Linked DNA regions of Homo sapiens: region 2 is linked to region 1. Evidence: read pairs that join two places in POLR2A ChIA-PET (ENCODE). Cell type or tissue: Panc1. All regions are shown on one strand.

Region 1 (2,500 bases):
TCTACTGAAATTTAAGATTCCACCAGATGATGCTCAGATTTAGACGATGCTAGAGTAAGACACTACTGGGTGATGATTTCAAAGTATGAGCTGCAGGTAAAATCTAAAAGGACATACATAATAACAAATGTTTTCTAATTTAAAAGACATATAGTAAATATCCATGAATTAACTCACACAACCTACTTACAAACAAAACTAGAATAAACAAAACTTGTAGGAACCAACTCCAGTTGATTTCGCCACTTAGCGGGAGCAAGTTCTCAGGCGGGTCATTTTATTTAAGGATGACTTGAAATTTTACAAGACCACCTTAGCTCCCACATACGAAAACTCTTTAAGAATTTTTTTTTTATCAACTAGAAGTTGGGGAAAACACACCGAGAAATAAAATGATACAGCTCCTCACACATTTGAAGGCCCATGTCATGCCTAAATTTCTACCGATTTAACTTAAGAAGCTCCTCGCCCTGAGAGATTCCTTTATCCCACAACACTTGACTCAGATGGGGCAGAGGGTCCCAGGACACTACCCAGGCCACAAGATAAAAACACAACCTGTCTCCTCCGGCACCACTATCAGGGATTTCTTTTGGCTTACTATTAAAATAATTATTGAACCTTAATCAAGAGTGCTCTCAACTGAGAAAGTGTGAAGCTTCTGATCTGACATAATGCATATGCCTGAGTTAGATTTCCTACTTTACTGAATATAACTTCTTTTCTATCCTTCATCATTCACCACTGCTTCAACGTTCTGTCACAAAGAAATTCTCAGTTCTACAAATTGCTACTGAAAAGAATAATTGCAACAGATTAAACATATCACTGTGTTTCAATACATAAGTTCATGTTGACATAAAATAATTATCAGCCACCTTAGGGGGATGCTAGGAACTCAACTTGTTCTTCTGCAAAAAGGCAAATAAAGTCAAAGGATCAAGGCGGTATTCTGCCTTTCCTATGCAAAAAGGACTGCCCAGTAACCCATAGCTCGAGAAGGCTCTCTTTAGATAGGTGGACTCCAGCTAATACACGAGGAAGGAATGCTAGACCTGAAAGTCACCATTTTGCCGTCCCTAATCTCAGCCCTGATGTAGTGGCTGCTAACATCACAAAAGACAGCCTCTGTCCCTTCTAATCCAAGACCACACACAGCAGCACTTAGGAGAGTTCTTGCCAAAACAATCTTGAATCTGATCAAACCTCTAGATCTAAATGACAACTTAAAGCAAATACAAGGACAGAGGCTCACGTTCAACAGCACCATGGGGACACGGTACGACCCAGACTGGGAAATCGTAGATGGCAAAGGACAGGCTCATCAATAGATTTCAAAATGAAAAGAAGAAGAGAGGCAGAACTCATAGGTTAAAAAAAGTTCACATTTTGAGATGGATGTTAAATGATAATAAAACTTGAGATATATCCATAAACAAAATGTATGGACCTTAGATCCTATAAAACATCCAATCTTTTATTCATGCAAACAGACATTTGTGTAACAAATTATGTAAGAGGCAATCAGGGAAAGCAGAACACTGACCCATAACTGGGAAGTATTAATAGTAAACTCTTAAGTTTGTAATGGCTCTTATTGGTCCTTATGTTTTGTTTTTAAAGAAATTATTTTAGGAACAGGGTCTCACTACGTTGTCTAGGCTGGAGTGCAGTGGCTTTTCTTTCTAGGCTGGAGTGCAGTGGCGCGATCTTGGCTCTGCACTGCAGCCTGCCTCTGGGGTTCACGCGAGCTTCGCCTCTGGGGTTCACACCATTCTCTGCAAGCTTCACCTCTGGGGTTCATGCCATTCTCCTGCCTCAGCCTCCTGAGTAGCTGGGACTACAGGCGCCCGCCACCACGCCCAGCTAATTTTTTGTATTTTTAGTAGAGACGGGATTTCACCATGTTAGCCAGGATGGTCTCGATCTCCTGACCTTGTGTTCCGCCCATCTCAGCCTCCCAAAGTGCTGGGATTACAGGCGTGAGCCACCGCATCCGGCCACTGCAGTGGCTTTTCACAGGCACAATTGTAGTGCACTGCAGCCTGAGCTGAAGGGATCCTCCTGCCTCAGCCTCCTGCCATGTGCCATCACACCTGGTTTTGTTTTCTTTTGAGACAGGTTCTTGCTCTGTTGCCCATGCTGGAGGACAGTGGTGCCATCATGGCTCACTGCAACCTCCGGCCTCCCAAGTTTGAGCAATTCTCCTCCCTCAGCCTCCCTAGTAGATGGGATTACGGATGTGCGCCACCATGCCTGGCTAAGTTTTGTATTTTCAGTAAAGACGGGGTTTTGCCATGTTGGCCAGGCTGGTCCCAAACTCCTGGCCTCAAGTGATCCGCCCGCCTCAGCCTTCCAAAGTGCTAGGATTACAGGTGTGAGCCACTGCACCCAGCCACACCTGGCTAATTTAAAAAAAAAAATTGTTCTTTTTTGGTAGAGATGGGGTGGGGATCTCACTGTGCTGCCCAGGCTGCTTTCCAACTCCTGGGTTCAAGTG
Region 2 (2,500 bases), 58 kb before region 1:
ATGTGCCACCATGCCTGGCTAATTAAAAAACATTTTTTTTAGAGATGGGGTCCCACTATATTGCCCCGGCTTGTCTTGAACTCCTGGTCTCAAGTGATCCTCCTACTTCTGCCTGCCAAAGTACTGGGATTACACGCAGGAGCCGTCGTGCCTGGCCCCCAGTTTTTTTCTTAATGTGTTTGTCTTTTTTTTTTTTTTTTTTGAGTTAGAGTCTCGCTCTGTCTGTTGCCCAGGCTGGAGTGCAGTGGCACGATCTTGGCTCACTGCAGCCTTCGCTTCCCGAGTGCAAGCAAGTCTCCTGCCTCAGCCTCTGGAGTAGCTGGGATTACAGATGCCCGCTGCGACTCCCAGCTAATTTTTGTATTTTTGGTAGAGACGGGGTTTCACCATGTTGGCCAGGCTGGTCTCGAACTCCTGACCTCAGGCGATCCACCCACCTCAGCCTCCCAAAGTGCTGGGATTACAGGCATGAGCCACCTCACCCGGGTGTTTGTCTTTTGACTTAAATTTTTATGTGGTCCTTATATTTATGGCCTTTTGGGTTATATATTTTGTTTAGAAACATTTCCTCTTAAGGCCGGGCGCGGTGGCTCACGCTTGTAATCCTAGCACTTTGGGAGGCTGAGGCAGGTGGATCACGAGTTCAGGAGTTTGAGACCATCCTGGCCAACATGGTGAAACCCCGTCTCTACTAAAAATACAAAACATTAGCCGGGTGTGGTGGTGGGCGCCTGTAGTCCCAGCTACTTGGGAGGCTGAGGCAGGAGAATGGTGTGAACCCGGGAGGCGGAGCTTGCAGTGAGCCGAGATCCCGCCACTGCACTCCAGCCTGGGCGACAGAGCGAGACTCCGCCTCAAAAAAAAAAAAAAAAAAAGATTTCCTCTTAAATCATTTTTTTTAAAAACTCAAGATGCCTGGCAGTTTAGGAACTGCAAAGCAAAACTACAGTGAGTTAGCACTTCCTACTCACTAGGGTGGCTATAATTAAAAATTAAAGAAACAACAACAAAAAAACAGGTGATACAAAATGGATAACTAGGATGTGGAAAAATCAGAACCCTCCCACACTGCTGGTGAGAATGTAAAACGGTGCGACCTCTGCAGGAAAACATTCTTGCAGCTCCTCACACAGTCAAACCGAATTACCATATGACCCCACAGTTCTACCCTGAGGCACATACCTTGTAGACATGAAAACATGTCCACAGAACAGCCTACACATGAATGTTCATAGCAGCATTATTCATAATAACCCGAAAATGAAAACAATCTGAAGGTCCATCAGAAGGTGGAAACGAGGCTGGGTGCGGTTGGTCATGCCTGTAATTGCAGCACTTCAGGAGGCCAAGGCAGGAGGATTGCTTGAGGCCAAGAGTTGAATGCCAGCCTGGACAACATAGTGAGACTCCATCTCGAAAAAAAATTTTTAAAAATTGCTGGGTGTGGTGGCACATGCCTGTGGTCCCAGCCATTTGGGAGGCTGAGGTGGGAGAATTGCTCGAGCCCAGGAGTTTGAGGCTACATTGAGCTGTGATTGTGCCACTGCACTTCAGCCTGGTCAAAGAGCAAGAACCTATCTCAAAAAAAAAAAAAAAAAAAAAAGAGTGCAAATAGGCCAGGAGTGGTGGTGCGCCCTTCTAATCCCACCTGCTTGGGAGGCTGAGGTGGGAGGATCGCTTAAGCCTGCCAGTTGGAGGCTACCATGCACCATGACAGTGCCTGTAAACAGCCACTGCACTCCAGGCAACATAGTGAGACCCCCACCCCACCCCAAAACAAAAGTTACAGTAAAAAGTTGGAAGCTGGGCCTGGTGCAGTGGCTCATGTCTACAATCTCAGCACTTCGGGAGGCTAACGTGGGTGGATTACTTGAGGTCAGGAGTTTGAGACTAGCCTGGCCAACATGGCAAAACCCGTCTCTACTAAAAATACAAAAATTAACTGGGCGTGGTGGCGGGTGCCTCAGCAGGAGAATCACTTGACCCTGGGAATTGGAGGTTGCAGTGAGCGGAGATTACACCACTGCAGAGTGAGACTCCGTCTCAAAAAAAAAAAAAGAAAAAAAGGGCCGGGACTGGTGGCTCACGCCTGTAATCCCAGCACTTTGGGAGGCCGAGGTGGGCCGATCACCTGAGGTCAGGAGTTTGAGACCAGCCTGACCAACATGGAGAAACCCCGTCTCTACTAAAAAAAAATATATATATATATAAAATTAGCCGGGTGTGGTGGCACATGCCTGTAATCTCAGCTACTCGGGAGGCTGAGGCAGGAGAATCACTTGAACCCGGGAGGCAGAGGTTGCAGTGAGCCAAGATCATGTCATTGCACTCCAGCCTGGCAACGAGAGTGAAACTCTGTCTCACAAAAAATTTGGAAGCAACCCAGTTGCCCATCATTTGATGAATGGAAAAAAATAATCTATACAGCGGAGTGCTCTTCAGTTATAAAAAGGAATGAGGTGCTGATACATGCTATATGTGGATGAACCCCAAAGACTTT

What was found. Peaks named below come from ENCODE experiments on the same cell type or tissue, not always from the same donor. Only the 100,000 strongest peaks of a DNase experiment are listed, where the experiment ranks them.
Region 2: POLR2A ChIA-PET joins it to region 1 with 8 read pairs; 5 of 35 experiments call an interaction of 5 or more read pairs at or near these places.

Annotation. Positions count from the first base shown.
Region 1 is chr16:3,647,783-3,650,282 of GRCh38, reverse strand. It overlaps a transcript of DNASE1 not described here. Among named protein-coding and RNA genes, the nearest start is that of DNASE1, 5.7 kb to the left of the region's middle. In Panc1, no CTCF peak of the experiment used is centred here; no DNase peak of the experiment used is centred here; H3K27ac peaks cover 357 bases.
Region 2 is chr16:3,705,560-3,708,059 of GRCh38, reverse strand. The region is part of intron 1 of TRAP1 (TNF receptor associated protein 1); the gene reads left to right. Among named protein-coding and RNA genes, the nearest start is that of TRAP1, 11 kb to the left of the region's middle. In Panc1, no CTCF peak of the experiment used is centred here; no DNase peak of the experiment used is centred here.